Linked DNA regions of Homo sapiens: region 1 is linked to region 2. The links are chromatin loops, found by intact Hi-C in ENCODE. Cell type or tissue: Caco-2. All regions are shown on one strand. Links, peaks and the distances in the headings refer to the core of each region. The heading gives the core; the rest is flanking DNA.

Region 1 (15,471 bases), core at 3,948-11,947, 52 kb before region 2:
GAGGGTAATTTTTTTTTTGCAAAATATATTGTACCGTGAGTAATGGATTGTCCTGCTGTGCTTTCAAGGAAAGCATATGTTGTATACTGAGAGTTTAATTTGAAAACGCACTGCAGTAAACATGTTAACCCTAGTATCTCCATTAATCTTAACAACCACCCTGACAGTTAGGTCCTATTTTACTCATTTTGCAAATGAGCAAACTGTGGCTCAGAGAGACAGAGAGCCTGTGGTAGTGCTTAAAGGCTGGTGTGTCTGATTCCAATGCCCAGTCTAATTTCCTTGGGCTACAAGGTCTCAGAGGAACTTGGATCCTGGAAGTGAGAAGTGACCTATTTCAGATCTCCACTAGAATGTCCCTTGGTCCCAATGCTCATGGGCCACCAAGGCCATTCTCATTCTGACACAGCCTAAGACCTCTCCTTTCTGTCCCCGATGATCACAGGCCACACACCTGGAACAATATACTTGAGGCCCCCATCTGTGCCTCACAACAATATCTTTGCCTCTGTTTCCTGCGCTGATGAAGGCCCTGTGGGAAACACATCTATTGCTGCCCTGGTAGGCCCTGCATTTCCCTTTTCCTGTATCTCAGCCACTTCCTTATTTCCCAGTTGCTCCAGCATTTTACTCTACAGCCAAGCATGAGTGCCCACCTAAGCCAGATCCTAGACACATCCCCACCCTGCCAGTTGTGCATAACTGATCACAAAGCCCCCACCCTCTTAAAAGAATATTCAGATTCCAGTTTTACAGGATGGGCAGGGATCATCAAATCACATTTAAGTTCATCCTTCAGATGAACTTCACAGAATTCAACAGCATACCTGTCAGGTTAGGAACAACACATTTGGGAAATAAGCCACCATCCGAGACCTTCTGATCTCACGCATTTTTAACAAAGGCCATTTTGGAAAGTAATTTTGATATAGATAGTTCTTTGTACTTACCAAGACTCATTTGCTGCTGAGCATGTAAGATGTACAATGCATTAAAATAATGTAATTATTTTGTCTATACTATTAATATTTTCCATTTTAAATAACTTATTTTTAAATTACAAAGATGATTGTTATAAAATACAGGAGCATCGGAGAGAAAAAATTACACATAATTCTGTCACCCAGATATTGGTATAGTTGTATATAATTAATTACAAACTTGTAAACATAGCTATAGATACAAACATTTATTAGTGTCTTTTTCATAAAATTGGTATTGTACTCTTTATTCTGCCATCTGAATTTACTGTATCATGAATAACTTTTTATTACATTTAGAATTCTTCAGCAGCATACATTTTATTGGCTGCATATAATTTTATTGTAAGAATAAACTGTGATTTTTATAATCAGCCTCTTTACTCTTATGCATTTTAGTTGTTTCCATTTTTTTAACTGTTCTACACAACACTGCAATGAACTTCCTTGAGAGTAAACTGTTGTAGCCATCTGTGATTATTTAGCAAGACAAATTTCTAACTGAAGCATTCCTAGGTCAAAAGAAATGAACTTTTAGATTATAACTGCTTTCAAATTTATAACATTTAATAATTGGTACTTCCCACTAATTTTTATGACATGTAAAGTCTCACTGTTATTTCAGGTTAGTGAGATTTTATGACCTATTTTCATAATTATCAGTGTAATAAAGCAAGTTTTCCCTTCAACTACTTTTCATCTACTTTTCTTTTGCCCTTGTAGATCATCCTTGCCCAAGAAAAAAATCCTCCTCCCTTTGAGAAAGTACATACAAAGTTTATTTTTTTAAAAAAACTGAAAAAAGTATGAGAAAATAATGTTCATTAAATGTCTATCTATAGGTGTTTGTGACATTTATTCTCTGTATGTATTTTTCTGTGTGCTTGAGTTATTACATGGCTAAAAGGAAAAGGAAAAGAAGTGTTAATAAAAATAGTGGGGGCACCAAAGAGAGAATGAACATTTCTCCTTGAGAAGAGCTTAAAAGAATCCATAGAAAAAGAGAGCCTTTATCTGAGCCTTGGAAAAATTGGGGAGGTGTGCGCCCAGCTAACAGGATGGGTGAGGAACAAGGTGCTTCAAGCAGAGGAAGCAGCCTGAGCGAAGGCAGGGTGTGTGAAATGGTATGGCACAGCCAGGAAAACCATGGGGACTCCTGGGCCTACCTGTTATAAACACATTACTTATCTTCTCTGCTTCTCAGTTTCCCTCTCTCTAAAATGGGGCTAATACAACTACAAGCCTCCCAGGGTTATTGTCTTGATCCAATTGTGCTGCTATACCAAAATACCACAGACTAGGTCATTATAAGAAACAGAAGCTTATTCCTCACAGTTCTGGGGGCTGGGAAGTCCTAGATCAAGCAGGCAGTTTTGGTGTCTGGTGAGAACCCTATTTCCTCTTCCAAGATGGCACCTCACTGCTGCATCTTCCAAAAAGGATGAATGCTATGTCTTCACATGGCAAAGGATGGAAGGGCCACAAGGTGTTTCTTTCAACCTTGACCCCTTTTATAAGGATGCTAATCTCATTCATGGTGACTTAATCACCTGCCAAAGGCCACACCTAATACTCTTGCACTGGGGATTAAGTTTCAACATAAATTTTAGAGGGGACACCATCATTGAAACCATGGTAGTTATCATGAAGATTCTGTGGGATAAGCACCTATCACAGCACCTGGCAGTTGGTAAGTACTCAAAAATTATGAGCTATGAAAAAGATAAACTTCAACATGGTGAGCACATAGTGTACAAGTGGGGTAGGCAGGAAGAAAGAGAAAAGACACAATTCATTCATTTATGCATCCATTCATTCAAAGTTGACAGAGTAGGGGATACAGCTTTAAACATCATGCTACCCTGTCCTCAAAGCATATCAGTCTACATGGGTAGAGAGAAAGGTACAATCCCTTCAATATTGGGATAAATATGCGTGTTCACATGAAGAGGTGTGGTCTCCAATCTGGAGGGAGCATCCAAATGCCTTTACATAGCTTGTAAGACCCTTTCTTGTATTCGCAGAAAATGTTTGGTGTGTGTAATGTTTGGTAGACATGTTGCAATAGTGATAAATGTCACTCCAACCCAGGGTTACCCATCCCCACTAGGGAGATATCATTCCAGGTAATAGCTGGTAACAGATCACAGCAGACTGAAGGACAGTATAGTGCAGTGATTAGAAACACAGACTCTGGAGCCAGACTGTCTAGATTCAAGTCATATAATCAAAGCACATATTTATATCCAACCTCATATTGTATAGCTGTTGGGAGGATTAAGTGAGTAAATATTTGTAAATTACCTAGGGCACAGCTTAGAATGTAAGTGCTTTACTATTATTATGTCTTACCAAATCTTAATATTTGATAATCATTAGATGAATGAATTAATGATGAACTCTTTTAAGCCAAAGAGTGACAGGATGCACTCAATATTTCAGAAAGAGCCAACTTTCCTTATCATTCCTCTGGAAATTGGCTGAACCTCTCTTTGGAGGAATTTACCTATGGATGAATTCAGCAGGGCTACTAAAGATTACATTCTCTTCAGTCCCAGCAGTTTTCTGGTCTTTCTCCTTCACACCAGGACCTCTATACCACCTAAGAAACATTCTTAGATGAATACCCTGAGGTTGGAATTGTGCAAGGGAAAGGACTTGGCTTACACAGCTTAGTAAGTGATGGGAAGTATTGCTTTAGAACTAATTTATGTAGGAACAAGAACCACTTACCTTTTAGAAGTGCCTTGTTTCCTTTGATCCTGACAATAACCCTGAAAGAGGAGTCTAATCAGCCCCATTCTTCAGATGAGGAAAATTGGATGCCAAGAAATTGGGTGAATTCTAAAAATGTTGAATTGTGTTATAGTTAAGATCAAGGGTGTAAGAATCAAAATGCAGTGAGAATCCCATTTTAGCTCTTTGCCAGGGCAACCTTGGACAAATTACTGAAATTGCCTAAACTTCAGTTTCCTCATCTGTTAAATATAGACAGTGATTGTTCTTGTGTTTTGGGATTCTTGTTATGAGCTTATAAAAAGAGCACTTAGTGCCTGGCATACAGTAAATGGGAGATGTGACTATTTCTGCTCAGACTCCTGTAAAATTGTTCATCTAGCCTCAGCCCATTTAGTTGTGTTGAGTGAAAAAAAATGCACAGGCAAAGCAGAGGTCAATGTTTCCAGAGTAAAAATAGAATATCTCTGCCCATGAAAGATAAACCCAATCTTTAGGAACATAAAATGGAAACATGGAGAAGGAGCTAACGAGCCATTTTGCTGACTAAATGTTGTTGTTTCTCTAGACTGCCTATGAGATGTCCAGAGGTGCTAGAAGAATATTGCATACGGTTGTGAGTTCTTGCTTTTGCTAATTTTCCCCCACAAAGTTTTGGCTGAGGACGAAACAATGATTCACATCATAGCTTACCTCACTCAAAGAATCAAGAGAAAATATTGCAATTCAATCAACAAAGCCCATGCCCAAATAATCCACCTTCAGATACCCAAATGAGAACTTTAGAGCTTCTTAAAGCCACAAAGCCAAATTAGAACTCTGGTAAGTCAGTTACAATTTGGCTAAAGACCAAAGCCATCAAATCCAAGAGAGAATCCAGAAGAAAGAACAAGTCATTAGAGCAGGCACAGCTTTCAGACCAGTGAGCAGAAAGAGTAGCCACTGACCACTGGTTGGCTAAAATGCTGAGGAAAAAATGTGACTAAAAATTCTACAAAGCAACATTAACATCCAGTGGGGTCTAGAGTCCAGCCTGAAATGTCGGAACAATGGTAGCTTTCATTGACTTATATACTTATGTGAATACTTATGTGAATAGCTATATTTTAAGATTTCTAATTGAAGTAGTATAACATCCCAAAAGTAAAAAAAAATGAACAGATCATAAGTTTACAATTTGATAAATTTTCCAAAAGGAATACAACATAGAACAGACACATAGATTACCCAAAAACCACATTACCAGCCCCCGACAAGTCCCTCTCATCCCCCCTCCTATTATTAACACCTCCTCCCACAAGGTACCCCTTATCCTGACTTCCAAAATCATAGATTGGTTTTTACCTGTTTTCACACTTTATGTAATAGAATCATACACTATGTCATCTTTTGTCTTTGACTTTGTTTAGTCAACACTGTTTGTGATATTCACACGTGCTGTTGTGTGAATTGAAGATTATTCATGGTCATTGCGGTGTATTATTCCAGTGCATGAATCTACCATTGTTTATCTGTTCTACTCTAGATGGGCATCAGGGCAGTTCCCAGATTGGGCTACTATAAATAGTGCTACTATGAATATTCTGTTATATGTTTTTTAATGACCATATGAGCACATACATTTCCATGAGATTTTCCACGTTGGTGTGCAATTGTTGCATCGGAGAAAGACACATGTTCAACTTTAATAGATTCAGCCTGTTCTTTTATAGTGCCAATTTATTCCTGCACAAGAAAAATAGCTATGATGTTTTGAGCACTTACTATGTGTCCAGTATTTCACTGGGCCCATTACATGGGCCAACTTATTATATCCCTACAAACCTGAGAGTAGAATGACGTTAATACCCCCGTTTAAAAGACAAGGTAACTGAGTCCCTGGGAGGTGATATGGTCTGGCCAAGTTCACACAGAGAGTAACTGAAAGAACTGAGATATGACCCAAGGCCCAGCTGACCCCAAACCTCACACTTGCCGTTTTGCCAGTTATGGCAGCTTCTGTTTGGAGTGTGATATGGTTTAGGATAGAGTTTTGAATCATCACATATTGGAATACTCAAAAGAATGAATGGCTGTTTAATATCCATCTCCTCTGGCTGGATTACTTTTCACGCTGCTCACCCCACTTCATCTAGCTACCTTTATTTGCCCCCTCTCCAGATCTCAGAATAGATGCCACTGCCTCTGAGAAGCCTGCCCTGATGTTCCATGGCTAGGTGCTTCCTCTAGCCCCGAACTTCTTGCCATGACCCTTTATGCAAATTATTTTGCTGACCTCTTTAATGACATTTGATCTCATTAGAGTGCATACTCCACAAGGGAAGACTGAGTCTCCTTTGCACAAAGCATAGTACTTGGAAGAGAGCTGGCCTTCAATGAATATTTCTTGAATGAATGAATACTACTTTCTGGAACCCCATAGGCTCACAATCAAGAAAAAAAAAATAAAGAAAGAAGGAAAAGAGCATTTTAACTTGTAGTAGATGTTTAAGACTGGAGTAAAAACCAATAATGCATCAGTCTTCAGCACAGTGGGTCCCCTCAGGACTGCACGTAGGATCCTGTACAGCCTGGCATGTGTTTCCCTGAGGCTTGTAGTTCTGGGGATTTGGTCTGAAACACTCGCGTAGCTTCAGGATAACCACACTGGAACGTCTTTTCCTTCTTTGCCATGTAGACCTGCTCTGATTTCAGAAATGTTATTATGATGCTGAGTGAGAGGAAGATTAGAAGGAACTGAATGTGTCTTCCGTACCTTTGTGTGAACCAAGACCTTACGCATAGACTTAGCTCTAATATCAAGGCCACCTTGTAGGTCCTTTGGCAAGTTCTTTCTTTTATTCATCATTTTTGTCTACCCTTTGACTCCTCTAGCGGCCTGTAAGTCTTTGCAGGCAAGGTCTCTGTCTTGTTCATCATTATATCTGGCACCTGCCTTCATCTGTAGCCTTATCTCATGTCATTCTGCCCCATTCACTAACCTCAAGCCACGCAATTTTTTTTCTGCCTTGGGAGCTATGTATTTAGGCTCATTTCTGTCCCAGGTCTTTTGAGCTGTCTATTCTTTCTGCCTGGATGACTTTTTCTCTTTTCTACATGTGACTCAGCTGTTCTCATTTTCCAGGTTCAGATTATATGTTTCCCCCTTAGAGATGCCTTCCCTGGACACTATTTTTATTTATTCTCCTTTATTATTTTATTGTTTGATAATACAGCTGGGAAATGTTTTGCTTGTTTCTTTACATGTCTAACACCTGCCTCCCTATCTAGAAGTGAGTCCTTATAGAGGCTTAATCATATCTATCTTATTCCCTTATATTTCTTCCAGCTCCTAAAATCAGAAAACTCACTGAATGTCTGTTGAATGAATTGATATATTTCACAGCACTGAGCACAGAATCTAACACATAGTAGACAATCGATCAATGTTTGTTGAATGTATCAGAAATTCTAAGACAATCCCCCAACCCTCCACCCCCTCTCCAAAATAGCTTTCATTCATTCATCCAGTCGGTCAGCAAACATTAACTGAGCAAATACCAGGTACATGTACAGAGTCAACAATGCAGTATTCCTTATCTCAGCAGACAGAGAAGCCATTGAGTTGGTTGCTTCAGCACAAATCCTTGGTTTCATCCTTGATTCCTGTCTTTCTCAATGCACACCCAAACCATCAGCAAATCCTATTGATTCTCCCTTCAAAGTATACACAGAATCCTTCCGCATCCTATCACCTCTACCACGACCCCTCTGGCCCTGAGCGTCATGATCTCTCATCTGGACAATCACAACAGCCTCCTAGATGTTCTCTCTGCTTCTGCTTGTGCCCCGCTATGTTCTGTCCTTCACAAGGCAAGCAAGATGTCTGTTACAGTAATGTAAGCCGTATTATACCCTCACCCTGCTTAATGCCTCCAATGACCTGAGGTCAAATTACAATAAAACCCACACCATAGCTTGCAAAGCCCTATGGGATCCGTCCTTTGCTCACCTCCCTGACCCCATTACCTCACACCTTGCCCCTGCTTTCTCTGCTCCAGCCACACTGAACAACTTGCTCCTCCTCAGATACCCCAGGCACTTCTCACCTTTGCATTTTCTCTTCACTCTCTCCAGAATGCTTTCCCCTGAGAACTACATGGTTCTTTCCTTCACTTCAATCACATCTCTCTTGAAATGTCCAAAAATGGTCCCTGATTTTTGTTACTAAAACAGCCCCCGATCAGGATGCCTTGTCCTTATCCAACTTTATTTTTCATCTTAGCATTTAAAACTGCTTAACAAACTTGCTTGTGTCTCTACAACCTATTGGAAGCATCATGAGAGCAGAGTCTTTAAATGATTTATTCACTGTCACATTCCTCAGCACACAGAAGAGCTTTTTGCATGTAGTGGGCACTCAGTAAGTAGTTGTAAAGAGAGAGAAAAAAGAAAAGAAGGAAGAAAGAAAGGAAGGAGGAAGGGAGGAGAGAAGGAGGAAGGGAGGAGGGAAGGAGAGAGAGAAAGAGAGGGGAGAAAGAAAGGAGGGAGGGGGGGAGTCAGGAAAGAAGGAGGAATGGAAGGGAGGAAGGAAGGGAGAGGAAGGAGGGAGACAGGAAACAGGGAGGGAGGAAAGAGGGAGAAAGGAAAGAGGAAGGAAGAAAGGAAAAAAGGAAGAAATGAAAGTGGAGAGTAAAGAAGGAAGGAAAGAGGGAGGAAAAGGGAGGGAAGGAAGGAAGGAAGGAGGGAGAAAGGAAAGAAGGAGGGAGGGAGGAAAAAGAGGAGGAGGGAGGGAGAGAGAGAGGAAGGAAGGAAGGAAGGGAGGGAGGAAGGGAGGGAGGGAGTGGGGAGGGAGGCAGGGAGGAGTGAAGGACTGAAAAATGAGATGAATGAATAAATAGAGAAGTGAATGAATAAATGATTGAGACCCAGTCCCTGCCACCTACAAACTCCCAGGATAAGTCCCAGTTCAGCTCCCTCAGAAGTCCCCTAACCAGTCCAATGTAACCCACTTTGCCTGCACTCATCATTGAGGGAGCCCCTGCCCAGCACTGCCCTTCCTTTCTCCACATTTCCCCCTTTGTCCTCCTCCTCCCTCCCAACCCCACCTCTGCCTCCCATGTTACAGATTAAAAGCAACAGCCAAGCTGGCATTTACTGACTGTCAAACACCTCTCTTAGTTTCCTCAGAACAAACAGACTCAGCCTATGTTTTTGTTTGTTTTCTTCCTTTTTCTAAGCTGCTGAGCTGTCCCTGGAATTGTGCAAGAGGTCACACGGAGGGACTGTCAACAGCTCCCTAACGTAGGTTCCTACCCCAGAAAGGGGGTCCAGGTTTTACAGGCCCAAGCGCTTGGGCAGGAACACACACACACACACAGGCTGCTGTTTGTTTTCTCCGACAGGTCGGGCATTTCCCCCCTGGGAGAGAGGAAGCTTAAAACACAGAAGGCCCCCTTCTCTAATTAGACATGAGAAACAGTTTGGATAAGCAGAGGCATGTCACCCAACTGTACAATCCCTTCCTGGAGAGCAGGAGGGTTGAAGCCTTTCAGGGATATTTTTTTTCCACTTTGTTTTTAAATTTTAAAAGTTTTATAAAGAAACATTTCATATATTTTATATAATATAATGAAAGTCAAAAGTCCCTAATAAAACCTTTAACTCCATATCTCCCAAAAAAACAAGAGTTTGTTGTTCAATCATGCATTCATTGATCCATTCAACAAATATTTATGGAGTGCCTACTACACACCAGACACTGTTCTAGCTTTTTGGGAGTGCAAAAGCAAGTAAAAGCTGACCTTTCCAGAAAGTTTCTCTTTGCAGCCAAAAATTTAAAAATGATCTATTACAAACAGGGGAGAAACTGGTCACTTCTGTGTCATCCCACATAACCCTCGCAGAGTGATTGTACTAGACACACTGTTTGGGGCTTCATTTTCTTTATTTAAACATACATCTTGAGTTCTTTTCCATATCCGTTCATAAACTTCTACCTTGTGCATTTCAGAAGCTGCACAGTGCTCCATTGTTTAGCAGTACCATAACGTATGGAAAGTTTTCTGTAGTTGGATACTTGGGTTATTTCCAAGCTGATTTCTAGAAGTGAGATTGCTTGAAAGAAGGAAAGGGTTGAAAACCTGACAGATATTTGCAAAAGGAGTGAAAGACTTTGAAAAGTGAAGGGTTAACTTGGCATCTACCCTTAGCTTCACATGCTCCGTCCATCTCATCTTAAAAGTAAAGAGGGTTTTTCCTAAGACACCTGGGGAGTTGGAGAATTCACTGACATTTACTGAACATAAAGGTATGTCTAACCTTATGAAATCCTGATTCTCCCTTGTCTTGCTGGATGATAATTGTCTAGTTATATATTGGTTTCTACCATGAGACCATGGGCTTCTGGAAAGCCAGGGACTTATCTTTCTAGTGCCTAGAATAGAACTAGAGACAGGGAGAGTACTCAGTAAAAGCCTGCTGAAGGAATAATTAATTTGAAAGGAATGAATGAGGTATCTATCCGAAAGAAAAGAAATTATTACACCAGTACTTGAATGTTTATTGCAGCACTACTCATAATAGCAAAGATATGGAGTCAACCCAAGTGTCTGTCAATGGATGATTGGATAAAGAAAATGTAGCACATTATATATATACACACACATACACATATATATGATACTTTACCTATAGTACTATAATATATAGTACATATAATTATAACCTTTTAATATATAATATTACTATATATAATGTACTACATTATAATATATATAAAGTTATATATATATTATATATAAAGTAATACATACACACACACACCATGGCATACTACATAGCCATAAAAATAATGAAATCATGCCTTTTGCAGCAACACAGATGGAACCGGAGGCCATTATCTTAAGTGAAATAACTCAGAAGGAGAAAGTCAAATATCACATGCTCTCACTCATAAGTAGGAACTAAATAATGTGTATGCACGGGGACAGACAGTGGAATAATAGACACTGGAGTTGGGAATAGTGGGAGGGTAGGACTGTGGTGAGGAACAAAAAGTTATCTAATGGGTACAAGGTACACTATTGGTGTGATGGCTATACGGAAAGCCCAGACTTCACCACTACACAGTCTATCCATGTATCAAGAATTCACTTGTACTCCCTAAAGTTATAAAAGTACAAAAATAAATAAATAAATTTTAAAATGAGAAAAAAGAATGAATGAATAGACAGACTTTGGGTGGATAAATAGATAAATGGGTTGGTGGTTAGAAAAACAGAAGGATAGATGTATGTATAAATGCATGGATGGATGGATTTAAAGTAGATAGATAGGGCTGGGCATAGTGGCTCACACCTGCAATCCCAGCACTTTGGGAGGCTGAGGTGGGCAGGTCACTTGAGGCCAGGAGTTTGAGACCACTCTGGCCAATATGGCAAACCCCCATCTCTACCACAAATACAAAAAAAAAAAAAAATAGCCAGGCGTTGTGGCACATGACTGTAGTCCCAGCTACTCCAGAGGCTGAGGCAGGAGAATCACTTGAACCTAGAGGCAGAGGTTGCAGTGAGCTGAGATCATACACCACTGCTGCACTCCAGCCTGAGCAATAGAGTGAGACTCTATCTCAAAAAAAAAAAAAGTGAGTAGATAGCTGGGTAGATGGATAGATACTTAAACATATGGAGAAATAGATGAATGACTATACAGATAAAATGGTGAATGAATGAATGAGTGAATGAATGAATGAATGAACATACAAAGAAGTGAGTGCATGAGTAAGTTAATGAGTGAAAGGGTGGGTAGATAGACGGATGATGACCAACGGATACATTTACACAGTTAACAAATTATAAAGATGATTACTTAGCAAAATAATTAATAGATTATTATAGAATTTCCCATAAGATTCATTTTAATAATAAACTCCTTGGATACATTAAACATTATCATTCGATTTGCATGTTGCTTGTGAGAGACACACCAAATGTGATTAGTGAACCCAACTGCAACCCATTCTAGATCTTAGTGCTTAGTTCACCATGGGAGTCCAACAGATAGTAATTCATCAAGGTGATGAATAAGAAGGAAGAGGTTATGTGGCTCTCAGGGCACCAGGTGTGATGCCCCATTACCAACATCTGCCATCCAACATCTAGAACAGTGGGAATGTGATGCCAGGGACTCTTTGGGCCTGGAAAATCACTGCCTAAAATTGCCTCCTTCATAAATGCACATCCTCCTGTCCGGAGTGTTTAAATACCCAAGCCATCACCAAGGAATGAAAAAGCCCCACCTGTCTTCATAGGTGGCACATAGAGCCATCTTTCCAAAATCAACAGAGATTAACAAGTCACTCCACTTTCAATCAATGCATCACTAGACTTCTGTCCCAATTTGTCTGTCAAACCCTTTGACCTGACCAGGAGCCTCTGGGTCTCCTGATCCCTTGCCCCAGCCCTCAAAGGCCATCAGTTAAACAAACCACCTTGGGAGCCATCAGCACATCTTCCAAGGCAAACAAGCCTTGGCCCCAGTGAGGTCAGCAGCAAGAAGGGTGAGGCAATTAAGCCAGCATGTTTGTCTGAAACTGGTCTCCTGCTGCTGTTCTTGACAGACAGCCACTGGGGCAGTAATTGAATCCCCTGCTTCTGGGAAGAGGAGCAAGTAATATTCATCAAGCACCTGCTTTGTGCCAGGTATTATGCTGGGCTGTGGACAATGTCCCATTTTATCCTAAGAGGGGGCAATTTTCATATGAGAAAACAGGGGCTCAGAGAAGTGAAGTAGCTTACCCAAGGTCACATAGCTATCAAGTGGCAGACGGAGGATTTAAAGTTAGGTCTGCCTTTTGCTAAAGCGGTTTTAAAAAATATTTTGCAACTTGTGGCTGAAAGGATAAACAATGAGACTTGTCCTCCAGCTTGGTGTCCTTATGGTGGAAGTTTTAAATATTAATGCCTATAAATGCATTTTTTAATCAAAATAAGAAATATGTCAAAGAATGAGGTATTCCATTGCCCAGAGAAGAGAGAAGAGGAAATTAATCAGTTTTGATTGTCTCAATGGGCCAGGAACCCAAACCCTACCCTCATGGAGCTTTCAGTCTAGTAAGAAAAAGAGCTACCAAGCAAAGACTCAAACGAATATACCTGGAACTGCAAACGATGAAAGAAAAGTCCAACGGGCAATGCTGGTATGCAATGGGGGATCCTGAATGTTATCTAGGTTTCAAGGAGGGCTTCCAAGAGAAAGTAACATTTGAATTGAGACTGGAAACACAAGTGGGTATCAGTCAGATTAAAACAGGTAGAAAGATCATCTCAGACAGAGCATGAGCAAAAGCCCTGTGGCACAAAACATCATGTGGCACTTGAGGCAATGAAAAGAGGTTAGGGTGGCTGAATCAGAGAGAAAAGTCAATTAGGTGAGAAAAGACTGGGAGTTCTTTAGGCCCAGATCAAGGAGGGTCTAGCAGGCCATTGAAGTGGACAGAGAGATACACCTAGATCCCTCTTTAAGAAAAAATGTGCTCTGGCTGCTGAGAGCACTGTCAGCAGTTGGCCTTCATCAATCAACCCCTTCAAGGAGTCCCCCAGTAGCAGAGAGCAGCTTTGCAGCCACACCCCTTCTCAAAGAGACCCACATCCCATGAATGATTCATGTGGAAATATAAAGATCTGGCCATCCGAGTCCAATGAGGGACAATGCTGAAGAGCATTCTAGCTCCAAAGCTCCCCATGGGGCTGGCCAAGGCTGTTGTCAACTGCATCCCTGTTCACTTCTGTTCATACTCACTCCTGCTCCTTTCCCTGCCATTGCACAAGGATTTATGCCAAGAACATACCAGAAACATCTTGTGCACTAGACTCCATCTCAGTGTCTGCATTCAGGGGAACTCATAAAGCAAAGCCCGTGCTAAGGAGCTCAGCTTGCATCATAAGAGCAAAGAGACCCGAGGGAAGATTTAAAGAGAAGGTGGTGCAATCCCATTTTTATTTTCCAATGTAGAAATGGCTACTGTCCTGAGGTCTCCCACAATCAAGCATCTTAGAGCCTGGAATCTTCTTCAAATTGGTGCATGAAGGAGAGAGATGGCAGAGGGTATATGTATCCTGACTCTGAGTAACTCTTAAGGCCAAGCCCAGCCAAGCCAGACCCTGGACTTGTTGAGCACAGAGAAGTCCCTTACCCACTGTTGGGGACATGGAGCTAGGAGGTCACAAGGGGTCAACGAGGCTCACATCCAATTGTCCAGTCTTCTCTCAAGGTTGTTGTCCATCTAACCTTTCACATCTGGGCCAGATGAACCATCACCCACCCAGTCATGCAAAATCATGTTGATGTCCCCACCACCATGCTTCACCAGTTGGCCATGCTGTCTCTATTAGGAATGTATTGCAATCTATCTGTCCTGCTACCAGCTACCATAAGGACACCAGCTAACAGAGCACTTTCTACATGTCAAGCACTGTTCAAGAGTAGTTTTACATGAATTATAGACTATCACATTCATAAATTATGACATATTTCATAGAGCATTTTACATGAATTATCTCAGTTCTCAAATGACTCAGTGGCATAAGTACCATTGTTAGAGCTATTTTGCAGATGAGGAAACTGAGACTAGGGAAGCTTAAGTAACTTGCTCAAAGCCACACAGCCATTATACTAAGTGCACAAACTTTGATATAGATGCAGACATACTACTGGTCCCAGGGCCAAGACCCTCAGCCAATACACTTGGCTCCTCTTAGTTCTAATGCTCTTTTCTGGACTATTCCTCCACCCTCCTACCTTTCCCTCTCACTCATCTGTTTCTGTCCCCATCCCCCATCCTCCATATTGTTCTGGAACCCGCATTCTAAAGTTTAGAAAAGAAATATAATCTGAGTATGCCTCCCCTACTTAGCAATCCTTGACAAATAACCAAATATTGTGGAGGCATTAAAATAATACTTACAAATAATGTTTACTGACATGGGTAATGTTTTGGGATATATGTTGAAGGATATACTCTTTACAATGTGATCTGAACTATAGAATAACACAAATAGGAAGATAGTAATACCCTAGAACATTATGAGTGGTTGTGAGGTGTTCTGGAGTTAGGGAGTTAGAACACCCAGAATACAAGCTATCCCCAAAGTGGATGTCCAAAGATACAACATACACAAGGACTACGTATAATTTGAAAGTACTGAATTAATCCACAATACACATTAGATGGCTGAATGAAAAATGGATGGATGAATTGTTTAAAGCTAGATAGTGACAGGGTGTACTCAGCATTATAGAAAGAGCTGTCTATACTCACCATTCATCTAGGAAACTCTCTAAACCCTACTCTTTAAAGGAATTTGCCCATGGAGGTGTTCAACAGGTGAGTTCACACAGATCTTATTGAGCAGAAAATACCACTTATAAAAGGTAAAATAACAGTTTTGCTTTGGGTAAAAGAAAGGATATCAGGCCATTGATAGGAGGCCCTGAAGAACATCTAGGATTCCCAGCCTTTCTTGATTGACAGCTGCCAGACAGCATGTCCCCATGACAACAAGGGATATGGGGGAGCTGAGCCAGAAGCCTGCTTCTTTGCAGCCTTGGGCTCTGTTCTGGGCTCAAGAGCCCATGATGTGAGTGAGAATGTGGTTGTTCATGGGCAACACAACTTGTTAGTCAAACACGAGTCTGATGTAGTCATTGTCTGTAGAAACTTCTTTCCTATATTCTTTTGCACAAAACATTTCTGTGCCTGGCTCAAGGTTAGGTA
Region 2 (15,471 bases), core at 3,895-11,894:
ATTTAGCCCCTGCTATGTGCCAGGCATTGTGATAATAGTTGGAATGCAGAGGTGAATTAAAGAGTATGGGCTTGTCTATATAAATAAATAAATATATATGTATATGTGTGTGTATAACACCTATTATATATATTATGTATTAGGTGTGTGTTGTATATATATGTTTATATATGTGTGTGTTTATGTATAAGTATATATGTGATAAGAGTTTATAATCCTATATAGAGACAGATGTATTAAAATGGATTTTTTTTTTTTTGAGACAGAGTCTTACTCTGTCATCAAAGCTGGAGTGCAGTGGTGCAATCTAGGCTCACAGTGACCTACACCTCCCATGTTCAAACGATTCTCCTGCCTCAGCCTCCCAAGTAGCAGGGATTACAGGCACACGCCACCACATCCAGGTAAATTTTTTTATTTTTAGTAGACTTGGGGTTTTGCCATATTGGCCAGGCTGGTCTCTAACTCCTGACCTCAAGTGATCCACCCACCTCAGCCTCCCAAAGTGCTGGGATTATAGGCATGAACCACCGCCCCCTGCTAAAATGGCTTTTATTCTGGTGGATAAATAAAGAAAACAGACCAGGACTTCTGCAAAATAATTTTTTTGCTACGGGCAAAGAAAATATAAATTTCTTTTTACTATAATACAATTTAGCAAACATTAACTGAGCATCTACTGTGTGCATAGCCCCATGCTGGGTTCTCTGAGGATACATTCATGAATAAGAGGCTACCCTCAGAAAGCTCATACTCTGGTATGATTATGAGCCAAAGATATTCATTTCTTACAGTGTCCATCACTAGCTAGTGGAGGGAGCAGTATGGCCTAGTGGGTGGTGAGTGCCTACAGCCTGCTCTCAGGTCATCTGAGTCTAAGTCACGTGCATCAGGCACCTCCTAGCTGTGACCTTAGGCAAGTGATCTAACTGGGCCTCAGTTTCTTCATCTGTCAAATTGTGCATAAAAATAGTGCCTACTGGGCGGATCACGAGGTCAGGAGTTTGAGACCAGCCTGACCAAAATGGTGAAACCCCATCTCTACTAAAAATACAAAAAGTAGCCAGGTGTGGTGGTGGGTGCCTGTAATCCCAGCTACTCAGGAGGCTGAGGCAGAAAAATTGCTTGAACCTGGGAGGCGGAGGTTGCAGTGAGCTGAGATTGTGCCACTGCATTTCAGCCTGGGTGACAGAGCAAGATTCTGTCTCAAAAAAAAAAAAAAAAAAGATAATAATAATAATAATGCCTACCTTTTGGGGTAATTGTACAAATTCAATGAAGTTCTGTACGTCAGGGGCTGAGCAAGGAGTATGGCATGCATTAAACACTCACAACTTAGTGAGTAACAGAGGAGTAGAAGAGTATTATTTTAAAAGCACTTTTATTGAATTAGTAAGTGCTGGATTCAATGAAGAAGACTTGGTGAGGTTTTTAAAAAAATTTTTGTTTTAATTTTTCCAATGAGGGTTTTTGAGTTTTTTTGTTTTTTTTTTTTTGTTTTTTGATAGTCAGAATTGACCTTCCTGCATTCTACTGCATTTTTCTGTTGCAGAAACTGCTTATTTTTAAAGGCCCTGAACTTAGCTTCTCTTTGCCTTTAGACAAGTCTCACCTGAGGGCTCTATATAGACCAAAGGACCTATTTAGAGTGACCAACTGTCCCCGGGTGCCAGAGCCTGAAGGGTTTTCTAGGACATAGGACTCTCAGTGCTAAAACCAGGACAGTCCTGGGCAAACCAGAGTGGCTAGTACCCCTCCTGGGTACATAACAAGAAGGTGCACATGTACAGTCTCTCTGGGTGTCCGCAAGTGTGGGCCTCAGAAAATGAAAGTGACACCCGGACAACACACAGCTGTGTCTGGCACCCGAAGGACAAGGTCCACAGGACAGAGCCCTAGCAGCCTGAGACCTGCATGCATCTACCCCACCTAAGGCTGCCTCTGCCACAGCACAGCCTGCTGGTGACTCAGCAGCCTTCTAGGTCCTGAGCCGCAGCTTCCAATCACTGAGAGCAGCTCTTGCTCCTGATACTAGTTATCAGTGACTCTTATTAGGTATACTAGTTATACTAGGTATGAGTGACTCTTGAGTCACTCAGAGAGGATTCGGAATGGAGGTAGGATGGAAGAATTAGCAACTGCATGCGAGGTGCAACATGAGAGCCATGGCTTTGTTCTTAGGGTTGGTTCTGGATTCAAATTTAGCTCTGCTACTCTCTAGTGACATGACTTTGGACAAGCTACCTACCTCTTCTGAGCCTCATTTTCCTATTTGGAGAACTACATAACACATGTCACCTACTTAGCGTAGGGAAGGGTACACAGACAGGACTTCATAAATGGCACTCATCAATGACAATTGTTGCTACTATTGTACTGGCATGATCACACATAGTATTGACATGATCATAAAAACACATTATTGTGACTAGCATCGACAGGATTATAAATAGTATTGACATTATCGCAAATTGGGAACATGGCTATTCCTCCCTCCTCATCCTTTAAGCCATTTAAAATAGCTGCAAAATCCAGACCAACACTTCAAACAGAAACACAAACACAAAAATTTAGAAGTGGTGGTGAGTCTCTTTACAAGTTCAAACAAACAAACAAAAAAAAGATGTTCAAGTAGGATACATTAAAAACACGTAGATTCGATTTTTAAAATCTCTACTTTTTTTTCCAGCTTTGGAAGAGACAATTCTTCCAAATTCTCATGGTCTAAATCAATCTCTCCCAAAGTATGTTTAGGTAAAAATATGTATTATTTTATGAAATAATAAAATAAAATAAAATAAAGGAGGTAGTCCAGGAATTAAATGGGTTTGGGGAATATTGAACTAAATTAAATGTAATGAGTTTCTTTACTGCAAGACTTCTCAAAGCTTTTACTACACGGATCAATTTCCTGACTCTCCGAGAGGGGAAGCATGTGATGCCGTCCCCCTATTGACTTGGTAATGCCACCCTTTGTTCATGGAACATGGACTAGGGTTGGGTGGAATGGAGTTGAAAAGTTCTAATTCAGATGTTTCTGCCGAAGTTCTAGATTCTTCCTCATCTCAGTCCACACCCCATCGCATGGCTTCCTAGGGAATTCCTACTTTATTCCTGGTCTCTGAATCCTTCCACTTGGCCACTCAAGAGCTCTGACTCATTCCTGAGCTTGGCCTTTACTCCTAAGTGGGTCTGAATTCTACCCACTGACCTCCCAAGGAATAGGACACTAGAATCTGAGCAAACATGGAAACTTTTCTCTGTATCTCATCCCTCCTTTCTGGGAAACTGGGTGTTGTTGTTGTTGTTTGATCTACCAATATGTTTCATTTCTCCTCAGAGAGCATTGCTATTCGATGAAGATGATGGACATGTTGATGCTCCTCATGATGATAAAATAAGAAATAGCTTATCTTTACAGAGCAGATACTATGTGCCTGGCACTGTCCCTCATCCCTGTGCAGTGGATACTATTATAAATGAGGAAACTGAGGTTACAGGAAGGTCTGTGGCTTTCCCATGATTACCCACCTAGTAAGTTGTAGAACCTGTCTCTACATGAATGATCTCATTCGAGACCACCAGAAAATTGACTTAATTCAGAACTCATTTTTTTAAACTACATGATGCTGATTTTTCTCAAAAACATAAGTAAAGATCCTAAATGAACTCTAACAGGCAGACCCTCATCAAAATGATCACATCAAGTAGGTTTGGGAAATATCGAACTAAATTAAATTTAATGAGTTTCTTTACGACAGAACTTCTCAAAGCTCAAACGAGGGCCCTGTAAACCCTCAGCTTCCTTTAAACACTAACTTAGGATACCTCAAAATATAAGATGAGCACCCCAAGCCCCATACAATATGGCGACCAATGACGTGAGCCTTGAATAACCATCTTCCACCATCTGTTTCAGCTTGGCAGGGGAAACAAAGGCATACAGCCCCAGGTTACATGCTGATGTGACTCACAGATGTGTTGGCTTTACCCTATCTCTGCCATTGGCATTCTTTTATTCCATCAGCATCTCAGGGTTTTGTTTTGGGTTTTTTTCTTCTAAATAATGGGGTAATGAAGCAACCCTATCCTATGCCAAAAGATGCTTTCCTGACCTGGGGTACTCACAAGTCCAACCCTTCAAGTTATTAATTACAAGCCCAGAATCACCTCCGCCCAGTCCCCCACCCCAGCCAGCAGAGATAAGGTGCTGTCCTACTTCCTCCAGCAAACTGTCTCCTTGTCACGTCGTTGGCGCCACCGAGGTGACTGGCGCCCGCCACACCTTCCTGCCCACCCCGTGAGGTGGCAGCTTATCATCTGAGAGTGAAGTGATGCGTGTGTCCACACACAGGCTGGTTGCAGACAGTATTTGCAGGCTTGTAAAAGGTGCTATATAAATCAATTATTAATACTAATCAGAACATGATGGCCCCACTAGCAGGAGAGGGGAGGCCCAGACGTGGGGGCCACACCCTCCTTGACACAGTCAGTCAGGAGCCAGGTATCTCACGAGTTATAAAGAGATGTGAGGAGAGATGACCCAAGAGTGATAAGAATTAACCTCTTCTCCACGGGTCCCACCTGGCCCTTCAAAAGCCTCTGCCTGACAGCACTGCCTAAGTTAAAGAAAGTTCTGGAACTTTAGAATGACAGGACTTTGAGAGCAAGGCCTTGGTGCCAGTACTTAGTCCTACGCTCTCTGTTGGATTCAGTCAGGGCTGTAGTTTATCCTCATTGGACTCTAGAGGGTGCCTACCAAGACATATTTCTCACAACCAGGTTGTCACTTCTTGACATTGGGTGGCGCCATTCACGGACCATGGATCTGGGTTTATTTTCTTAAGCCACTTTCTGTTTCCCCCTTGGGATCCACCTTGTGAGCTTGGAGCCAAAGAAACCATTTCTTCATGTAATAGATGTGATGAATTGATTTCAGGTTTATTCTCAGATGTTCCAAGATCCTGGTCTAGTTTGGTTACCCTCCTAAGAGCATTCAAATTATCTTCATGGGTGGTACGAAAGTCACACAGACAAACAAAAACCAAAATAAGTATCACCCATCACCAGAAAGTAATAAGTATCATGTATCCCATGACCCTTGGAATCTGCTACTGTCAAGGTGGCATATCCAAAGTGGACAATCTTAGTTGATTCATTAGTGATTGACAGTTAGTTGACAATTAGTGATTAACACTAAATCCTAAAGGTTGGATATCCCTGTCCTAAAAAAATTGATAATAAAAATGAATATTTGTTCAGCATGAATATCCTAAGAATCTAAAGTACCAAGAAAGGTGGCATAAAACGGAGGAAGGATCCTGGAGGAAATGAAATGGAAGAGACCCAGAGAGTCATCGCACAGAAAAAGCCTGGGATAGATGAGCAATGATGGATCTAGATAGCAGACACCACTCCAGGGAGATACCAGCCTCAACTCGCTTTTATTCTGGGGTGGACAGTAAAGTCAGTGTAGGCAGAATAATGCCCAACCCCCACCCCAAAGACTTCCACATCCTAATCCCTGGAATCCCCAGAATTTGGGAATATGTGACCTTACATAGCAAAAGAGACTCGTAGATGTGATTAAGCTAAGGACCCTGAGATGAGGGGATTATGCTGGATTACCCAGGAGGGTCCAATGTCATCACAAGGGTCTTCATAAGAAAGAAACAGGAGAGGCAGAGACAGAGGAGATGTGAAGGCAAGCAGAGATCAGGGCAATGCAACTACTGGCTTTGAAGAACAGAAGGGGGCCGTGAGCCGAGGCCTGTGAGCAGCCTCTAGGAGAAAAAAAGAAAAAAGCAAGGAAACTGATTCTCGTCTAAAGTGTCCAGAAGAGATGCAGCCCTGCCAAGACCTTGATTTTAGAACTTATTATCTCCGGAATTGTAAAAAAAATTGTAAATATGCATTGTTTCAGGCCACTGCATTTGTGGTAATTCTGTTGCAGCAGCAGTACTAAATTAATATAATGGGTAAGTTTGGGCTGTTCTCCAATCTCAGCCCTCTTAGGCACCCTGAAGAGCTGTGGTCAGTTGCAGGGTGTGACACATAACTTATTTCTAATCATTATTCAATCACTAAAGTTTGGGAATTATTTACTTAAAAGTTTAGGCCAGGCGCAGTGGCTCACGCCTGTAATCCCAGCACTTGGGGAGACTGATGCAGGAGGATTGCTTTAGTCCAGGCATTCAAGACCAGCCTGGGCAACAAGACAAAACCGCATCTCTACAAAAAATAGAAAAAATTAGCCAGACATGGTGGCACATGCTTGTAATCCCAGCTACTCGGGAGGCTGAGAGAGAAGGATTGCTTGAGTCCCAGAAGGGGAGGTTGCAGTGAGTTGAGAGTGCACCACTACATTCCAGCCTGGGTGACAGGGTGAGACCTTGTCTCAAAAAAAAAAAAAAAAAAAAAAGATTTAGAATAGGTTTCTGCATTTATTCATTCATTCAATAAATATTTATTGAACACCTCCTATGTGCCAGGTCTCTTCCTGGTGCTGGGATGAAGAGGTAATTGAGCCAGGTAAATAGCTGCCCCCATGAAAGTGACAATCTAATGGAATGACTCTATGGTGAAGAGGTGAACAGTTGAATGACTCACGTCATTGCAGATAATGATGAGGGCCATGAGGATGCTGGAGAGTGGACCAGAAACTGACCCTAACCCCACCCATGCCCACAACAGGGCACGTTCTGCAGGTCAACATCTCTGCTTAGGAAGCATTGCGGGAGATTCTATGCCAAGGAACATTTGAACCCTGCTGATGATGTTAGGGAAGACACTGTAGGTGATAGCAGAGTCTTAAGGGGGTTGAAGAAACGTGGGGTCAAGCCACTTAAGGGGTGCCCAGGCTACTTCCTATGGGCATCTCACAGGTCTCCTCAACCCAGTGACTTCGGGGCTATACAATAGCACTACCTGGGTGGCTTTTTAGTTGTTATTTTAATTATACAGTGGAAAGACAGTTTGGACATATAAACAAACACTTCTCAAATTCCAGCTGGCACATAGATCCCCTGGAACCTTGTCAAAATGAGACTGGTTCAGCAGGTCTGAGGTGGGGCCTGAGATTCAGTATTTCTTGCCAGCTCCCAGGGAATGTCCAAGCTGCCAGGCCACGGACCACACGCTCTGGATTAGCAAGGGGGTGGACAACCAAATTAGCCAAATTCCACCAACAGCCCCCAAATGGGTAAATCGCCAAGTGCAAAGGGTTAATAGTTATCTTCTTGTAACACCCCAGTAGTTTTCTGCACATGGGCTGCAGGGTACACTTATACTCTGACACTTACTAATTGTGGCATCTGGGGTAAGTTACTTCATGACCCTGTGCCTCAGTTTTTCCATCCATAAAATGGGATCATGATGGTATCTACTTCAGAGAGTTGTTATGAGGATTCAATGAGTAAATACAGGAAAAGTACTGCATGTCGTCAGTGTTCAATGTGTGGTAGCTATCCGAACTAACGTTTCTTCCCCTCTTTAGACCATAGCTTCATAAGGACAAATTTTGCACCTGATATTTTAAATGTGCTCTATGCTGAGCCTGGATTCTGGCACTTAGTAAGTGCTTTATATGTCTGTCACATCAATCAATGGCTTAATGAATGAAAGGATACAAGCAAACCAAATAAATTTAGTTTGTTTTGTTTTGTTTTGTTTTGAGGCAAAGTCTTTCTCTGTCACCCAGGCTGGAGTGCAGTGGTGTGATCTCGGCTCACTGCAACCTCCGCCTTCTGGGTTCAAACGATTCTCCTGCCTCAGCCTCCTGAGTAGCTGGGATTATAGGCGTGCACCACCACACCTGGCTAATTTTTGCATTTTTAGTAGAGATGGGGTTTTGCCATCTTGGCCAGGCTGGTCTCGAACTCCTGACCTCTAGTGATCCGCTTGCCTTGGCCTTCCAAACTGCTGGGATTATAGGCATAAGCCACCGTGCCCAGCCTCCAAATGAGTTTATTTTCAAAGGCACCGTCAAAGGAAGAAAAGGGGAAAGGGGGTAAAGGGAGAAATTCACATTTATTGATTAGCTATCCTGTGCCCAGCATGGCACCAGTTGCTTTTCATACACCATTATAGTTCATGCAGTCAAGAGGCCTAAGACAGAAGAAAGAGAGATCCTGCAGGTTGAGGCTTAAAGAGGCAAAAACACTTGCTCAGGATCTCGTGGCTGTTAAGTGACGAAGGTAGGGTTCAAAGCCATGCCTGCCCAAGCTGGTTTTCCTCACCAACCCTGTGACACAAAACCTTCTCTGACCCCCGGTATTTCCCATTAAGAGAATTAGTCACCGTTGGCTTTGATCGGCTGGGCTGGGCTGGCAATGTAGTCCTTAATGGCATTTCTCTCAGGCCCTTATCTTTATTAACTGTGAATTTATCTTCCTCCAGAGATAGGGCTCTGGGTGAAGGGCCCCCTGCCCACACCTAGGCAAGTCTTACCTGCTCTGAACGGACCAGCAGGTGACTGTGAGTCCTTTAATTGCCTTCTTCCTCACCTAACCCCTTCCCTTAAGTTCAAACCTGCACTGTAAACATGATCTCCAGGACCAAAGGTAAGGGAGGTGAAGCTTGTGGATATTAACCCATAAAAACCCTTGATAAGCCCAGCGCATTTCATAGCACCATAAATTAATTCTTGTCCTTCATAGCCTGTGAGGAGAGCAGAAGATGAAGAGCAAACTGAGGAGTCACGCAAGGCCAATGATTGCACAATTGGCGCCGAGAGATGCTATCTGAGTCGGAACAGAAGAGGCTGACCCCAGAGTGTCCCCTTCTAGCAGGTGAAGGGTTTGGGCCAGATCATCCTGTATGGATTGTGACATTGTATGAATTCGAAAACGAAAGAAAGCGCTCTGTGAAGGGGCATGAAAGGGCTTGTCCAGCCAGCATTTCATGGCCTGAGACAGTTCCTCTTAGAGTCCATGAGATATAAACAGGTGACTTTTTGTCAAGGCAGAGATTTCCCCCCAATTAGATTGAAACCCCCCTCCTCAGGGTGAGCCTAGAATTAGTGCAGTTTTGATAACTCAAAGAGTGATTGAACTCATTTCAGCCATGTCCTCAAAGTTCTGACCCCAGAGGCCACCTAAGTTCGCCATTTTCTGCAAGTCTTATGGTTCTAAAAAGTTATCTCTTATAATGCTTGAAAAGAAGGTTTAAGAATTTTCCAGTGTATGATGGTTCCGAACAAGCAGAGTCATTTCTCAAGAATTGTTTTTGCAAGGTTGTTTACGACTGGCTTTCTCACTTGTTTGCTTCCTTCTAACACAATTTTCTGAATACCGGCCATGTGCCAGATATTATATTATCAGCCACGGTATACCAGATATACATTTATGGCTTCCTGAAATTCCTGACCTAGTGGAGAATAAAGATTAATCTACCAGAAACTATAATACACTGTGACAAGTTACATGATTAGAGAGAAAATACAGTTGGGATTTTAAACGAACCACCACATGGGCTTGCTTTTGCTACACAGCAAATATCTCTCAAATTCTTCATTCATTTGGAGTCAGCAAATATTTGGAGAATACGAAATCACTTCATTAGTAGCTGAATGCAACCTACAAGGTAATCCATATAACACACTCCAAGGCCAATCATCAAATTCATTTGAATATTCCACTTCTTGGGGTTTCGTGCTCATCAATTCCCTACATGTATAGATGGTATGAGATAGCCCATACTTCAAATGTTTCAAAAATATTATTTGAGTTGTCAAACATTATAAAATTAAAAACTCACTTAGGCAATGTAGAAAAGAAGATGAGTCAATATCTTTAAGAGTGTGACTTTGAGAAATTGGCTTAGGACAGAGATAAGGTAAAATTCAAAAACTCATTTTTGACCTGAAAAATATGTTGCCCTCCCTAAGACTTACCAAAAACAAAAAGAAAAAAAAACAAACATATCGAACTCAGATCCACAACCTGATTTTCAAAATCAGTCTACACAAATATTCATGTTTAAAGATGTCCTTCACGGTGTTATTTATAATACAAGAAACTTGAAAGACCCTACAAGTTCATTAGTAGGAGAATGGTTAGCTAGCAATTAAGTAGCAAATAAAAACATTTAGAAAGCTTTTACTGACATGTAAAAGAAAGATTTCTGATGCTAGGATGAAAGGCAGAATACAAAATAAAATATTAAATAGTTTTAAATAAGTTTTAAGGATCGAGAATAAAGAAAGACACCAAAATGTTAACAAAAGTTGCCTCTGGGCAATGGAAATGATATTAAACAAATGAGATTTGGTGCTTGAGACCTTTGGATCAAATCCTGGCTTCACCACCTTTTACTTGGATTTCTTTTTCTTTTTCTTTTATCCTAAAACATTAGTATTTTATTTTTATTTTTTTATTTCCATAGGTTTTGGGGGAACAGGTGGTGTTTGTTTACATGAGTTACTTCTTTAGTGGTGATTAGTGAAATTTTGGTGCACCCATCACCCGAGCAGTATACACTGAACCCAATTTCTAGCCTTTTATCCCTCACCCCCTTCCCATTCTTTCCCCCTGAGTCTCCAAAGTCCATTGGGTCATCCTTATGCCTTTGCGTCCTCATAGCTTAGCTCCCACCTATGAGTGAGAACGTACGATGTTTGGTTTTCCATTCCTGAGTTACTTCACTTAGAATAATAGTCTCCAATCCCATCTAGGTTGCTGCAAATGCCATTAATTCATGCGTTTTTATGGCCAAGTAGTATTCCATTGTGTGTGTATGTGTATATATATACACATATATATATACACATACACACACATATATACACATATATATATACATACACACACATACCACAATTTCTTTATATGTATATATATGTGTATATATGTATATGTGTATATATGTGTATGTATATACACACTACATATGTGTATATATGTGTATGTATATACACATACACACACATGCCACAATTTCTTTATCTACTTGTTGATTGATGGGCATTTCTGTTGGTGCCACATTTTTGCAGTTGCGAATTGTGCTGCTATAAAAATGTGTATGTAAGTATCTTTGGATTAATATTCTCTCTCAACTTCTTTTTCATCTTCTAAAAAATGGGCTCATAACAATACCTGCCTCATAGTGCTGCTGTAAGAATTAAAAGAAATAATGCAAGTATGGGAGCATAAATTAGTTCAGCCATTGTGGAACACAGTGTGGCGATTTCTTAAAGAACTTAAAATAGAATTACCATTCAACCCAGCAATCCCATTACTGGGTATATACCCAAAGGAATATAAATCATTCTACTATAAAGACACATGCATGTGTATGTTCATTGCAACAGTGTTCATAATAGCAAAGACATAGAGTCAACCTAAATGCTCATCAACAGTAGACTGGATAAAGAAAATGTGGTATATATACACCACGGAATACTATGCAGCCATAAAAAAGAATGAGATCATGTCCTTTACATAGAACATGGATGGAGCTAGAGGCCATTATCCTAAGCAAACTAACACAAGAACAGGAAATGAAATACTTCATTTTCTCACTTATAAGTGGAAGCTAAACAATTAAAACACCTGTAATCCCAGCACTTTGGGGGGCCAAGGCAGGCAGATCACGAGGTCAGGAGATCGAGACCATCCTGGCTAACACAGTGAAATCCCATCTCCACTAAAAATACAAAAAAATTAGCCAGGCTGGTGGTGGGCGCATGTAGTTCCAGCTAATCGGGAGGCTGAGGCAGGAGAATGGCATGAACCCAGGAGGCGGAGCTTGCAGTGAGCCGAGATTGAGCCACTGCACTCCAGCCCGGGCCACAGAGAGAGACTCTGTCTCAAAAAAAAAAAAAGTGGACACAAAGAGGGGAAAAACAGACACTGAGGCCTACTTGAGGATGGAGGATGGCAGGAGGGAGAGGATAAGAATAAATATCTGTCGGGTACCATGTTTATTACCTGGGTGATGAAATAATCTGTACACCAAACCCTTGTGACACACAGTTTACCTATATAACAAACCTGCACGTGTACCTCTGAACCTAAAATAAACGTTTAAAAAATAATATATACTAAATGATTAATAATGGAAACTATTATATGTGAGCATATGTAATACAATATTATGGGTATATACTTTAATAAGCTTTCCACAAGTTAAATATACTATACATGGCATCAGAAACAGATTGATCTTAAACTTTTTAAATTTTACAATTAGAAATAGAATTTCAGATGTCAAACTGCCATCAAATAGGCTTAGTTCCATTGTTCCAGTGCTTTAGCAATGAACCAGGCTTGGCAGGGGTTGTGGTGATTCAAAACTCTGAGCAAGGTTTAAATGCTGATAGGGATCATTTCTTACCTTTATAGAGAAACGTTCATAAATCATGAGAGAGGGTTTGAATCTCTGTGTATTTGTCCTATGAGTATAAAGTAAGGTTGTTTTCTTGTAAGCAGAGAAGGAGATTTTTACTGTTCATATAAAGTGAATTTATGGAAGCCGGGCACAGTAGCTTGTCCTACCTGTAATCCTAACTACTTGGGAAGCCAGAGCAGGAGGATCCCTTGAGGTCAGGAGTTCAAGACCAGCCTGAGCAACATAGCCAGACCCTGTCTCTAAAAAAGAAGAAAAAATGAATTTTAAAGAAAAAATAGGAAAAGGGGGGAAAAAACAAAAAAAAAAAGTGAGTTTATGACTAGCTGGAAAACACAAAGAACTAGCATTTAGAGTATAAATTCCTAAAGGGCTAGAACTTTCCATGAAGAGATACCATTTTTCTTGCTCAAATTTTAGAAAACAAATGGGGAGAAAAATGATTGCCTATTAGAAGTTTAGTAAACAGAGACAGAACTTCCAGAAGTAACATCCACATGTTCTTTCCCTGACTCCCAGAATCCAGAGACCCATGAATAACCAACCATACTGAAAATGGAGGCAAAATGATGAGCTCGTATGAGAAATCTCATTGCCTTCCATCACATTCTCAAAGCAACCTCTGACTCCCAGATAGTTGGGAAACTCTGTCTTATATCTTCAAAGTTGGATGAAAGGAGATATTTCAAATGATGGATCACAAGACACACAAGGAAATATGTAGTTTCATAGACTTCTCTAGGCTGGCCTAGCTCACTACTCTGTGCCTGGCACATAGTAGGCACGAAATGAATGAATGAATGAAGAAATGAGATACAAAGATTACCCACACAAAACGATGGATGTGCCAGGTATCCAGATTTTATGTTAAATCTCAGTTACCCACAAAATCCACTTTCTTTAAACACCCAGTCTCCTGAACATACCAATTAATATTATAATGTTTGAAGTGTTCTTTTCACGGAAGCTGCAGAGATGGAAGTTCTGACAATCTATCCAATGTCAGAGGCAAAGAAGGACCAACAGGTTGGAATCGTGCAGAGTAAATATTTAAACATGGGTAGTTCAATAGCTGTTAAATAGGTTCAGTAACAGGCTCATTTTTAAACGTCAATACTCTTACTAATGGTAATGCACTAGCCTTCAATAGAAGGGAGGCAACTGAGTTGAAGTCATTTTTAATCAGAAGTCAACAGGAACTAGTGTCTCAGACAAGCCCCCACCACCCATCCACTAAATTGGTAAAAACAAAACAACAAATGAAATACAGTTTTCTATTTCCCAGAAGCCAAGCCTTCATGGATTGCTGAAGTTGATGAGGTCCACGGATTTTACCTGGGCAGGGTGAGGATAAGGAATGACTGGGGAAAGACAAGTAAGGCAAGGGAATAGGGAATCTGAGTTTTCTCTCGGATTGTTTTTGTTAAGGGGAACTGTTAAAAACTTTCATTTTGCTCGGGCGCGGTGGCTCACTCCTGTAATCCCAGCACCTTGGGAGGCCAAGGCGGGCGGATCACGGTCAGGAGATCGAGACCATCCTGGCTAACACGGTGAAACCCAGTCTCTACTAAAAATACAAAAAAAAAAAAAAAAAATTAGCTGGGCGTGGTGGCAGGTGCCTGTAGTCCCAGCTACTCGGGAGGCTGAGGCAGGAGAATGGTGTGAACCCAGGAGGCAGAGTTTGCAGTGAGCCGAGATCACGCCACTGAACTCCAGCCTGGGCGACAGAGCAAGACTCCATCTCAAGAAAAAAAAAAAAAACAAAAAAAAACTTTCAAGTTCAGGGGTATATGTGCAGGTTTGTTCTACAGCTAAACTCGTGTCATGAGGGTTTATTGTACAGACTATTTTGCCACCCAGGTATTAAGCCTAGTACCCATTAGTTATATTTCCTGATCTTCTCCCTCCTCCCACACTCCAGTCTCTGGTAGGCCACAGTTTGTTGTTCCCCTCCTTGTGACCATGTATTCTCATCATTTAGCTCCCACTTACAAGTGAGAATATGCAGTATTTGCTTTTCCGTTTCTGCGTTAGTTTGCTAGGGATAATGGCCTCCAGCTCCATCCATGTTCCTACAAAGGACATGATCTTTTTCTTTTTTACGGCTACGTAGTATTCCATGGTGTGTATGTACCACATTTTCTTTATTCACTCTACCACTGATGGGCATTTAGGTTGATTCCATGTCTTTGCTATTGTGAATAGTGCTGCAATGAACGTATGTATGCATGTGTCTTTATGGTAGAATAATTTATATTCCTTAGGGTATATACCCAGTAATGGGATTGCTGGGTCGAATGGTAGTTCTGTTTTTTAGGTCTTTTAGGAATCGCCACGCTATTTTTCATAGTGGTTGAACTAATTTACACTCCCATCCACTCTCTCAGATTATTTAAACAAGCAAAGACTTGGCTTTTTAACCTGGCTGCAGGTAGTAGCTGTGAAGCCTTGAGTAAGGAAGTTAACCACCTGAGCGTGGTGAATGCCATGTGCCCTCCCAGCCCCCAGCTCCCTGAGTCTTATGTTTCTATTTCACTTTCCTATTTCAGTGCAAGTAGTCAGACTTACAGCTGTCAGCACCTGGACTCTTCAGCCTGAGGTTTTTTTCTGCCTGTGCACAGGCCATGGAAGAAGTGGCCTGAATCAGTGCTTCCACCCAGTGGCCCTCAATCATTGACGGACAGGAACTGGCCTCTTCTCTGCAGTGCCTGCTCTGCACTGACTCTCAGTGTTCCTGGGGAGGATTGAGCCCCTGTTTCCTGCAGAGGTGACCTGCTCACTTCCCACCCAGTGCTCCAGGATTAACTCCCAAATAAAGCACTTTCACCTGATATCTTGTCTCAGGTCAGGGCATCACTCTGGGACCCCCAAAAAAGACTGGAAGTGTCTGTCTCTCTATCTGCAAAATGAGGACAGTAATAGCACCTACCTTAGAGGCCCGATGTATAAATTAAATGTGATAACCTTATGAAGCATTGCACCATGCCTGGCACTAACCAGGAACTCAATAAGTATCAGCTATGGTCATTATTAATCCCATACATCAAAATAAGCATCCTTCAACTTACTAAAAAGATGGTAGGCTTTTATTTTCTTCTTTCTGCCTTTCTATGTTCATGACATTTT

The links. Hi-C counts contacts between places; a loop is a spot of excess contacts. Peaks named below come from ENCODE experiments on the same cell type or tissue, not always from the same donor. Only the 100,000 strongest peaks of a DNase experiment are listed, where the experiment ranks them.
Region 1: a loop joins it to region 2, with 6 times the contacts of the local background. A loop is called at or near these places in 2 of 110 quality-filtered maps.

The regions. Positions count from the first base shown.
Region 1 is chr12:115,414,743-115,430,213 of GRCh38, forward strand. The region is part of intron 2 of LOC105370003 (a long non-coding RNA gene); the gene reads right to left. Among named protein-coding and RNA genes, the nearest start is that of LINC02463, 460 kb to the right of the region's middle. In Caco-2, for the core only: no CTCF peak of the experiment used is centred there; DNase peaks (open chromatin) are centred at 7,447 and 8,895.
Region 2 is chr12:115,466,403-115,481,873 of GRCh38, forward strand. The region is part of intron 2 of LOC105370003 (a long non-coding RNA gene); the gene reads right to left. Among named protein-coding and RNA genes, the nearest start is that of LINC02463, 410 kb to the right of the region's middle. RefSeq lists enhancers at 7,856-9,055, 14,719-14,798. In Caco-2, for the core only: no CTCF peak of the experiment used is centred there; DNase peaks (open chromatin) are centred at 4,359, 8,389 and 8,729.